Regions from separate parts of the Homo sapiens genome. Here regions 1, 3 and 4 are each linked to region 2. Evidence: chromatin contacts called from ENCODE Hi-C or POLR2A ChIA-PET data. All regions are on one chromosome and are shown on one strand. The core of a region is the stretch at or near the end of the contact, and the rest is flanking DNA. Distances in the headings are between cores, read along the strand shown. Region 1 overlaps WWOX (WW domain containing oxidoreductase). Region 2 has its middle 330 kb from the start of MAF. Region 3 has its middle 11 kb from the start of MAF. Region 4 overlaps WWOX (WW domain containing oxidoreductase).

Region 1 (2,700 bases), core at 42-2,541, 370 kb before region 2:
CCCTTGTTCCAGAAAATGTCTGTCATACATTACGTGCCTTTCTCTGTCTTTCCCTGCCCCTCTCACCTTCATCGATCACACTTTTGCTTCACAGAGGTAAGAGGAAATCACACTCACACAGTATCTTTTGTTTTCTAGCAAGCTAGAACACAAGATTTTCTAGATGCATCTTTTGAGTTGATATGCAATATTTTCCTTGACAGATTTGTTACCAGCTGAGCAGATATTGTGTCTGTGATGTATTTGAGTACCAGGTATCCCTGATTACCATAGAGTAATGTCTTTTATTGAGGCTTTTATTATTATTATTATTATTATTATTATTATATTTTGAGACAGGGTCTTGCTTTCTTGCCCAGGAAGGAGTGCAATAGTGTAGTCATGGCTCACTGCAGCCTTGACCTCCTGGGCTCAAGCAATCCTCCCACCTCAGCCTCCTGAATAGCTGGAGCTACAGGCAAGTGTACTGTGGCAATTGTTAATGTTCACTTTTATTTCCATAGTTAGCCTTGATCGTTTAGTTTTAAAGAGTTATACAACACATACACACACATCTAATTGTTGTGTTATTGGGTTAATGGGAATATTTTAGACTCAAGCCTGGTTCTTTGCTTCTCTCCAGCACAGCAAAGGATACACCTCCAAGTATAATATTGAACTTCAAAGTTAGTAATGTTCAGTGATGCTTAAGCATGTAGATCATAAAGTCCTAGACTATTTTTTGTCTAAATTATTGTTTGTAGTCAGCCTCTCTACTGGTTGGAAACACAGGCTTGAGTTTGGCTTTCTGCTCTACCTAGTTCATTGCTGCAGCTGTAATCCAGCCTGATTCTAATTTTCAACTGGAGATGGTTGTCTTCTTTTTTATTCCATGAAACAAATTGATTAATGTGTCGAGGGAGCAAGGTGGTACTTATACCTACCCAGCCTGCTTGTGTGTGTCTCAAGGTGGAGAGAGGCTGTGGAAACAATAGAGAGAATAGCATGGAAGGCCACGTTGCAATTAAACAAGATTGGGAAAGAAGACGGGACTAAAATCATGCCTTGAAGATGTTTATCATATGAAGTTGACCTTGAGACCCCAAGACCGGCTTCAGTTTTCCACAATGCGGCTATTATGAGAAAAACAGTGACTAACTGAGCACTGTGCATAACTCAGTTCTCGGAATTTTCAATCAGAAATTATCTGATGACGGGACTAATTCTTATTACGATAGTTCCAATGGATCCACCCAGGATCCACCTCCACAACTAGGTGTACAGAAGCTGGAGATCCCATCATGCCGCCGGGCACCGGTTTACGAGAACTCTATGTCTTATCTTGGTAGTACGATTAGGAAAACAAACACAATGGTTTCTGCCTTCAATGTTTCCATGGTGAGGGCAGTTATTAGGCATATGCTAAAGTGTAATATCCGCTTTTTCAAACCACATTTCAAAGTTGATAGCATCAACGGCTTTAAAATCACTTTTAAAGAATCTGGGCTTACCCAGTTAACAGAAATAGAACCTGCCTGTTTATCAGTGGGTTTGCCTCACTTTTCTGTGGGTTTCTTTTCTTTTCTTAATTATGCATTAAGAAAATAACTTAAGTTTCTGTGCATACAACATCTTCCTTTCTCATTCCCAGTACCCTAGAAACACAGCCGTTCACTGAAGAGGATTTGAGTGTTGTCTCCTCTGTGGGGTCAAAACATCATGCTTCTTTCTGTTCTGCCCCATGGCAGTGGTGACGATGGCCTAGCTTCCATCCCGTAGCTTCTTGTGTTTTTCTATTCCACCAGTCTATCAACCCTGTATTTGTTGTCAAATTTACACTGTCCACAGGCAAAGATCTATTCTCCTTTAGAATTTAATAGGAGGGTTTGGAAATGATGCCATGGAAACCCTGAGCAGCTTGGCAATGCTGACCCCAAATGAGAAATAACTATCATTGGTGTTTTCCTTCTACTACTATTATCTTGCCCATTGATCTTCAAAAAGTTCATTGGTCAAATTGATTGAGGAACGCAAGACTTAAATGTAATATGGCTCTGGCAAATTCTGAGATGCTAACAAAAACAAGTTTTCTTAAGAACAATGTCAACTGACTCACAGTATCCGACTATATAAAGTCGAGTGCTCTCATGCCAGGAAGCTGATACAGTTCATGAAACCTCAGTCATTCTTTCGTATTACTCCTGTCTTCTCTTTGGAAAACAATCTCATGAATTTGGTCTTGACGCTGACTTAACATCCCAGGAAACAGATACTCAATTCCACTGTCTTTTTTGAGAAATGAACAGTTCTCAAACTTTGTTTAAATTTCCTTTTCACAGATGAGTAATAACCAAAGATATTTCTGAAAGGGCTCTGAAAACATGCAGGCAATTGATCTTTAAAAATAAGATAGAAATAGTAGGTTTTATAAAAGAAGGAAATAGAAATACTTCAGAAGAAATAAAGTGTGCTGAATCATGTTTTAAACATAATTATATCCGGAATGCACTTACCCATTTGAAAAAAAAAAAAAGTCACCAAGTTGTTTCCAATTGTTTTTGTAAATTTGCTTAGTCATTTTCAGAGACAAAAATTTGGGAAAAGGATTGTAGAATGACTGGCTTCCCAAAACCACTTGGTGTTTACAAAGTTATCAAAAACGGGCTGGGACCACTGATGGTAATAACAAAACCTGGGGCCCTGAATCGTGTATTCTACATC
Region 2 (2,700 bases), core at 173-2,672:
CCCTCTCCCCCACAAACACCGGAATTGTGCGTAACTGTACCCATACCATGCAAGAAAAATGTAGTCGTCTCAGCCTGAGGGTTATGATCATGGGCTTGTAGGAAACCTCTGTTCATATCCTGAGTCTTTTGCTCCTGGCTGCAGGATTTTGAGCAAGTCACTTCACCTCTCTAAGCCTCCATTTCCTCATCTGTCAAATGGTCATAGTAATGATGGCACTAGCCTGTTAGGATTACTGTGAAAGTGAATTCAGACAATGCATAGTAAAAGTGCAAGGCTGGAACGTAATATAGGTTAGCAATTGTGACCACCTTTCCCCACAGTAGCCACATTTCTGTAGTCGAACTAGGACAACAGGTTTTGCAACAACAGACATAGAGTTGTTTAAAAATTAAGGAAGAAACAATGGCATTTCTCAGCTAAATGAAAAGAACTGGAAGAATGAATTAGCCAAACTGTAGGCTGAAAGAAATCAAACTACCCAAGAAACATTGCAACAGGAAGCCCACCAACTCCATATATCAGTTTCAAAAGAGGACCCCAATCCTGAGAAAGAAATTCTCACTGTGCTGCCGGCCACCTGGGGCAGCCAACATCATGCACACAAGCCGCATTGTCAGATGCTTGTCTGCAATTCTTCCCTGTGACTTACCAGTGGTATAGCCCTGGGCAAGCCATTTCACTCTTTTGCACCTCTCTTTCTCTGCCTGATAAATGGGAGTAATGATCAGGATCTCTTAGGAGTGTGAGAATTAAGAGATAAAAGCTCCTCAGCTGTGGCTTGCTCATAGTAGGTGTTTTGATATTTGCTAGTTTCCAATCTTTCTACCTTTTCTTGGCCAAATCTTTATGGAAAGCAGCTTTAATGTCTTGTAACCCTGGGACCTGTCTCTATGTTGGTCATTTGGTCTCAATGCTTATTGAACTGTTTACCACCCAAGATGTCTTGGTGTTTGCCTTAGAGAACTGAAATCAGAGTCCAACGTGGAATGGAAGCTGGATGTGATGTAGGGGCTGTTTAGCAAAGGAGTGACTTCCAGCAGTGGCTATGTGCTTCTCGGGCTTGGGTCTGGGCACCCGAGTGAGTTACACCTTCCTCCTCTCACTCACTGCCCCTAATGGCTCATACATGGTTGCAAATCCAGCCTGTAGGTTTACAGGTGTCACCATGGCCGTGAAGCCCTTCTCAGTCAGGAACAAGATTTTACACCTCTTTCTTTCTCTCTGGCGAATGGAGGTATGGGTGGGTGTGGACAGAGGCTTGAACCACAGCTCCCATCCCAAATGAGCCAACACCCCTGTCTTGTCACCAGGCTTTAAAAAAAAATCTAAGTTGTGATTAATGGCATCTTGAGGTTCCCCTTGCAGAAATAAGGTCATGGTGAAGAATATGGCTGATCTGAAACTCCGGTGAACTTCAAGGGCAGGAGCAGAATGATAATTATTCTGGTTTTGGCTCATCTTCCTTCTCTGTGGCCTGTGACTTCAAGGTCGGGGGCTGTCCCTGCCTCTCAGACTTCCTTTCATGCAAATCGCCCTGAGTGAGGGGTGAGGGGTAGCAACACCAGAAAAGGAAGCAAAGGAATGTAATGAACTCCAACCTCCACGGACCTACTTTCTATTTTATAGGCAAGCCTCTAAGGGAGAGGTTTGGCCTTAGCTCCATCGTCACCCAAGCAAGGTCTTGCATATTTCCATAAAATCCCAAACCTAGAAGCAAGCTATGGAGACGAACCTGGTCCATTCATCTCTCAAGAAATGAATGCATTGGTTTCATTCCAGAAAGATCACAGCTCTGAAGGGCTTATGGGTTTTTTTGCAATCCTGTTTTTTTCATCCTGCATGCTTACGGGAATTCAAGTCTCCTAGCTACCTCTTCTCGGGGTGGGTGGAAGGAGGTGAAGGGCCTAGAAGATCAGGGAATAGGCAGCTTTGGGACAGAAGAGACAAAGGAAGCCCCTGAAAAGCAGATCCCTTCTGCATCTAGCTCCCACAGAAGGTACCCCTTTAAAAAAGCATCCTAGTGTATGAGTTCTATTGTGTGCTGGCCTGAGGGCTGCAGGGGGCTTTTTCTTTGCTGGCTTGAGACAGTGGGTGGCTGTGTGTGATATATTTCTTGAGAACCCAAAGTAGTAGCAAGGCTTGCAGTCAAGGAGATGTGGCCAAGGGCAGAGGAGCATGTGTGGAGTGGAGGAAGGAGAACAGATGAAAAGCTAGGAATCCTGCCTCCTTGAGGCACTCAACCCAGTCTTTGAACCATAGATTCCCCATCTGAAAGCAAGGAGCTGGAATCCATCATCTCTCTGCTCCTCTGATTTATAGGCAGGATACCAAGGGAAAGATTTAGTCTTAGCCCCATCATTGCTTAGGTAGGGCTGGCTTGTTTCCAGTGATAATCCCAAATCTAGATGCAGTGACTTTCTGGCACAACCATCTCTCAGGAAGTAAATACACTGGTGACAGTAGGAAGGAGGAGGGTGGAGAAAGCTCCCACTGGCCCTGATTTGTGTGGGCTGAAGTCCAGGCTTGGAAGGCGATCTCTTCCTGGTGTAATTCACTGAGTGCGTCTAAGCAGTGTGGCTTGGGAGGTCACCATGCACTGACCACAACCCTATACACAGACACAGACAGAGACACTCATACACACTCTGTCCCTCTAATTTGTGAGTACAAAGACATGGCCAGAGTTTTTTTTTTTTT
Region 3 (2,700 bases), core at 83-2,582, 320 kb after region 2:
GGCACGTGCCCCCACGTCCTGCTAACTTATGTATTTTTAGTAGAGACCGGGTTTCACCAGGTTGGCCAGGCTGGTCTCAAACTCCTGACCTCAGGTGATCCGCTCACCTGGGCCTCCCACAGTGCTGGGATTACAAGCATGAGCCACCACACCGGGCCAGATTTATCTTTTAATAGCTTGCCCCCTCCCTAATGTGTTAAAGGGTCCCAGGAAAAAATAAATGAATAAATAAATAAATAAATTTTTTAAGCCAGATGAAAAAATATATTGGAGTGAATGCCTGAAGATGGAAAGACACAAACATCACCTTTTAACAGATAAAATCTTAGAAAGATTACCGAGGGTTTTTCCGCCTTCTATGAAAAACAAGATTTACATAAAAAATCTGACAGTGTAAAAAGCATCTCAGATACTGACATGTTTGTTTTAGTTTCAATGTATCTATCTGTGCATGAATAAATCCTTCCCTAAGAGAGAGGGAGAGAGTAAAAAGTAGATTTTTTTTAAGGTGTAACGATACTTGCCTAACTTAAGTATTCTCACAAACCGAGGGTCCCTCTAAGAAAAAGGCCCCTCATGGAAAAGATGCTTTCTGAAATTAGTGGTTTTAAAAGTCTGTCCTCTTGAGACAGTTCCTGGATGCCTGAGATGTGTCTAGAACTGTATGAAATCCAAGAATGCAGGCAGGACCCTCATCCTGGCGCTGTTGGAGCAATCCTCATAAAGTTTGCTTGACTGACTTTGTTTTATAATGTGCATCAAACTACACCACGGAAACCCCAAACCGTATCGAGATTTCCATAAAGATTTTTAAACATGCTATCTGGATTTCCCGCTTGCCTTTCTCTTTTTCCCTCTTACTCTGTCTCTAACCGAAGCAGGAAAAAAAAAGAAAAAAGAAAAAAAATCTGGAAAATGGGCCGGAAAACTAATAGAAGAAAAATCAAATGATCTGGAGCCGATGATCTTATTTACAGAGGGTTCCTGGGGCCGCGATCGGGTGGAGTGAGGGGGTCTCAAGGTGAAGGGCGGAGCCTTGCGGGACCGAGTCTTGCTCCCTCCCTCCAGGCGCCCGCCCACCCAGGAGAGCGGCGCACCGGGGAGTTTTGATATCCCCCGGAGCTCGCTCGCGCTAGGGCAGTCCTTTTGACTTTTTAAACCAAATTTGAACACAATCCGAGCTCCTGCAGGGGTGCGGGAGCTTGGGTGGGCGCGGGGCCCTGGGGCGCGCTGGGTGTGGCCGTCATTAGCGCCCCCGGGCGCCGGGCGGCGTCGTGGGCATCTCCGAGGGGCGCTGCGTTGCTGGCGTCTGAGCGCACCGGCTCCCTGGGCACTGCCGCGGGTCTGGGACTGCAGGCCCGGCCCAGGACTGAGGGACTCGGTAGCTTCAGGCAATCTTCGGGACCCGCCCCCTCTGTCTGGGCTCCAGTCCCTGCGCACCTACTGTACGCCCCTCGGGGGACCTCAGAGGGTGGGGAGCACACCCAGCCCCACGCAGCTGCAGCCACCAGGCTCGGGCAGTGATGTCCAGGGCTATTGGGCCCCGCAGAACCCATGCATAAAGGACTGGGATGCGGTGTTCCTGTCCCGGGCCAGGTTGGCGGAGGGGGGGATGATGGGGGGGCATGGAGGGAGGGTTGTTCTTAGAAAATGGGAGAGGGGACAAACTCAGCATCCTCTCTGCCTACATCTCCTTCATTCCAGGCTTCAAGACCATTGCACCAAAAGCTCTGGCCAGCTTTAAAGATTCCAGCTGAGCTTCCAGTGATGCTCCCCGGACCCTCTGCATAGCGCTGTCTGTGTCTACACTTAAAGTGGGGCGGAGGTGACTTATTGGGTCCCAGATCTCAGCTTCTGCCACTTGTTGGCCTGAGGACAGTGACTTTTGAGGCTCTTTCATGGCCCTGGATGACCAGGCATGGAAGGAAAAGGTGTCAGAAATTATGGAGAGGACACTGGGATTGGACAGGAGTCAGGTGGGAAGGGTGCAGACCCTGGTGCTAAGGACGTCACTGTTGTTTCTAGGACTCTGTGGAGAGCTCACAACCTGTCAGCGGCTTGTCAGTCACCCTGCAAACAGATCCTTCTTGGTGGGAGGTTTTGGGGGGACTCTGAGAATGACCTGGAGCTGACCCCTGGTGACTGGAGGTCATAAGCCAAGGTTGGCCTGTGTTAAAGTCTGGGCCATACTCTCCCAGCCTCTGCAGGCAGGTCCCTTCCTCTCCTCTGCTCTCTGGGCCTAGTTTGGGGTTGCCTATTGTCCTGGGATCCTCGGCCTGCTTTCCTTCTGCAGAATTCCTCCAACAAAAGTCAGAAACGCACTTCTACAGGCCTCAAGAAGTGGATGAGGTCATATAGAGAACCAGGGCAACTATAGGTTGCAAAAAGGGACTCTGAACTCCTGACCTAATTTTTCAGGCCAGTGTTCCCTTTACAACAATCCTTGTTGGGGATTCTGGAAGGAGAGTGATTTTCTCTCCTTCCTATCCAGTTCTATAAGGTTTCATCGCTTCTCCTGTTCCCTAACGGAAAGGACCAACCACAAGGAAAAAATAGTTCTTTGGAATCTCAGCTTGGAAACGGTCAAGGCTGGTAATCAGAATATTTAGAATAGAGAAATTCAGAATGCGAATCACTGGTCTGCAGCTCACACCAAGGCCTGGGTTGAGGGGTGAGGGGCAGGTTGAGGAGTGCAGGGGA
Region 4 (2,700 bases), core at 7-2,506, 260 kb before region 2:
GAAGAAGTAGATTTCATCAAGTGACTCACCCGGTATCATATAGCTGCTTAGCGGCAAAACCAGGATGTGAATGGAGAGCTCTTTCTCGGATACCAAAGCTATTTAATATTTATCATTGACTAATAATGGTAGAGAAAGTAATCATCATAACCTCTGCCCTTTATTAGTCACTCATGGTGTCACAAGCCCTTTACAAAGCACTGTGCATGCAAATGATTCCTCATAACAACCTTGGGAGGTAGTTACTTTCATTGTGTTAGCTATCTCTTGCTGTGTAAGAAATTACCACAAATTTAGTATATTTGTTATCTCATAGCTCCATAGGTTAAAAGTCCTGGTTCAGGCTGGGACTTCTGCTCAGGGTCTCATGAGGCTGAAATCAAAGCGTCAGCCAGGGATGGGGTCTTATCAGAGGCCCTTGGTTATTAACAGAATTCATTTTCTTGTAACTGTAGGACTGAGGTGCTTGTTTTCTTGCTGGCTGTTGACTGAGGGCCCCTTGCAGCCCCTAGAGGCTATTCTCAGGCTCTCAGGCCCTATCCACAGATGACCTCACAACATGACTGTTGGCTTCTTCAAGACTGAAGGAGGCTCCCCCATGCTCTGAGTCACTCTCTTCAGTGAGGGCCCAGCCCCTTTTAAGGGCCTAGCGATTAGATCAGTCCCACTTAGGATTGAATCCCTTTTGATTAATGCAAAACCAACTGCGTTCAGGCCTCCATGACATCTGCGAAATTCCTCCCCCTTTGCTTGGTAGCCTAACTCACTCAGGGGGGCAAATTATCCCATCATATTCACAGTTGCCGCCCACACTCAAGAGAGGGGATTCTATAGGAAATGGAAGTCTTGGGGGCCATCTTGAATCCTGACTACCATAGTCTGTGAAATCCCCATTTCACAGATGTTGAAACTGAGACTTAGAAGCATTATGCACCATGCCAAAGGCCATGGAAGGACAGAGCTTGGGCATGCTCCCGACACCAGGTCATACTGATGTCACTCTCCCTACTCCCTTCACTCCCTCCAGCACCTGGCCTTCACCTGAAGGTGCTGACCTTGCTGTTTGTTGGTTTCAGCAAACAAAGGGAGATCACAGCACCTGTCCCAGGCCTTGTCTTCCAGCCCCACAAACGTGCACCTGCAGCCGGAGACCAGGGGGCCCCGATCAGGTGGCAGGGCCTTTAATTGGAGCCACGTGTGTATAATGAGCAGCGCACACACACAAAGGCGAGCTAAAAATGTCTCCACCCTTCTAAATATGGGATGCCTTGGCCAGGTATTGAGTCAGCTCTGTGACGCCAGTGCAATTATCCCGATTCAGCATCAGATTTATTCACCATTAAACATGTTCTAACTTGATTGCAAACAAGCCTTGTATTATTTAGAGGGATCCACGGAGCTGGCAGAGGGGGCAGAGGTGTCCGCAGGCCTCCTGCCCTTCCAGGCTTAATGGATGATCATCTTCCCTGCTAAAAAGGCCCATTCACTAGGTGAGTGATGTGGAACTGTTTAATGAAAGCAGGAAGATGATGTGAATGCCAGTTCACTTGAGTGTTACAAACGGTTTGGGCACTATAGCCTTAAAGTTTCTCCTGCTCTTTGCAGATGAATGAAGGGGCGCTTTCTGGAATCTTTGTGGCTGGGGCTGCTGCTCTGCACTGCTGTGGCTCTTTTTCACAAATGCTTATGGAGCTCTAACTGGGGGCAAGGAACTGTGCTACGGTTGGGAAGAGAGGAGTGGGCAAAAGGAGACACTGGGGCTTCTGTGACTTTAGAGGCCCATCATCAAATTTTCTTTTTTTTTTTTAGATGGACTTTCGCTGTGTCACCTAGGCTGGAGTGTAGTGGTGCGATCTCGGCTCACAGTAACCTCTGCCTCCTGGGTTCAAGCGATTCTCCTGCCTCAGCCCATAGGCACATGCCACCACACCTGACTAATGTTTGTATTTTTGGTAAAGACAAGGTTTCCCCATGTTGGCCAGCCTTGTCTTGAACTCCTGACCTCAGGTGATCCACCCACCTCAGCTTCCCAAAGTGCTGGGATTACAGGTGTGAGCCACCGCTCCTGGCACCCATCAAATTTTCAAAGGAAGAAATGGAATGGTGCAACCATGGTACATGGGAAGGAGGAGGGGGACACACAAGACTGTACCTATCATGGGGGCTTCGACCTCATCTGGGAAGGTGGTTGGAGAGAGTGAGTCCTGACCTGAGCTTTGGAACTTATCAAGTTGAGAGAGAAATTTGATAATTTGTCTATTAACGTGTGACCTTGGGCAAGTCATTGACCTTCTCTGAACCTCAGTATCCTAGGACTTCAGAAGCGAAAGGAAGAATAATGGGTCTTGAGTATGCCTAGAATTGAGCAAGCTGCTATGCTTGCAAAGGCCTTGGCCAGCTGCTCACCCACCATGTCCCTCTGTTCCCACTCCACCTTACTCATGCCTAGACTTCTTGCTTTTTAAAAATAATCCACCCATGAAACAAGTGTTTATTTACAAGGCTGGCTTCCCCAGGAGGCTTTCACAAATGCTTACCGAGCATCTGCTGTGTGCCAGACAAGAGTGAGGAGCTGGGGACTCAGAGAGGAGCAGACGAGGGAGACACTCACATTAGAGAGTGGCGTGTGCTGAGGGAAGGTGCCTCAGGCGACAGATGGGACCAGGGCCTTTAACTCAGTGGCAGCTTCAGAGACAGATC

The links. A loop is a pair of places that touch in the nucleus more often than their neighbours do. ChIA-PET counts read pairs that join two places held with the same protein, here RNA polymerase II (POLR2A). Pooled maps may share reads with other maps.
Region 1: a pooled map shows a loop between it and region 2 (6-fold over the local background). The contact joins two enhancer-like sites. A Hi-C loop is called at or near these places in 9 of 50 pooled maps. POLR2A ChIA-PET finds 5 or more read pairs at or near these places in 3 of 52 experiments (activated CD4-positive, alpha-beta T cell, activated CD4-positive, alpha-beta memory T cell and activated T-cell).
Region 3: a map of heart right ventricle shows a loop between it and region 2 (2.8-fold over the local background). The contact joins two enhancer-like sites. A Hi-C loop is called at or near these places in 3 of 168 maps with a recorded cell type or tissue (Right ventricle myocardium superior, heart right ventricle and left cardiac atrium) and 2 of 50 pooled maps. POLR2A ChIA-PET finds 5 or more read pairs at or near these places in 7 of 52 experiments (CD4-positive, alpha-beta T cell, CD4-positive, alpha-beta memory T cell, CD8-positive, alpha-beta memory T cell and 3 more).
Region 4: a map with no recorded cell type shows a loop between it and region 2 (10-fold over the local background). The contact joins two enhancer-like sites. A Hi-C loop is called at or near these places in 1 of 37 single-sample maps with no recorded cell type and 6 of 50 pooled maps. POLR2A ChIA-PET finds 5 or more read pairs at or near these places in 1 of 52 experiments (T-cell).

What each region holds. Positions count from the first base shown.
Region 1 is chr16:78,893,725-78,896,424 of GRCh38, forward strand. All of the region lies in intron 8 of WWOX (WW domain containing oxidoreductase), which reads left to right. Among named protein-coding and RNA genes, the nearest start is that of WWOX-AS2, 400 kb to the left of the region's middle. Within about 2 kb of position 1,292, at least 4 of the 41 ENCODE cell types and tissues checked have a DNase peak (open chromatin) inside an H3K27ac peak, as active enhancers do.
Region 2 is chr16:79,268,214-79,270,913 of GRCh38, forward strand. It overlaps a transcript of MAF not described here. Among named protein-coding and RNA genes, the nearest start is that of MAF, 330 kb to the right of the region's middle. Within about 2 kb of position 1,423, at least 3 of the 41 ENCODE cell types and tissues checked have a DNase peak (open chromatin) inside an H3K27ac peak, as active enhancers do.
Region 3 is chr16:79,588,604-79,591,303 of GRCh38, forward strand. It overlaps a transcript of MAF not described here. Among named protein-coding and RNA genes, the nearest start is that of MAF, 11 kb to the right of the region's middle. Within about 2 kb of position 1,333, at least 11 of the 41 ENCODE cell types and tissues checked have a DNase peak (open chromatin) inside an H3K27ac peak, as active enhancers do.
Region 4 is chr16:79,007,680-79,010,379 of GRCh38, forward strand. The region is part of intron 8 of WWOX (WW domain containing oxidoreductase); the gene reads left to right. Among named protein-coding and RNA genes, the nearest start is that of WWOX-AS2, 510 kb to the left of the region's middle. Within about 2 kb of position 1,257, at least 3 of the 41 ENCODE cell types and tissues checked have a DNase peak (open chromatin) inside an H3K27ac peak, as active enhancers do.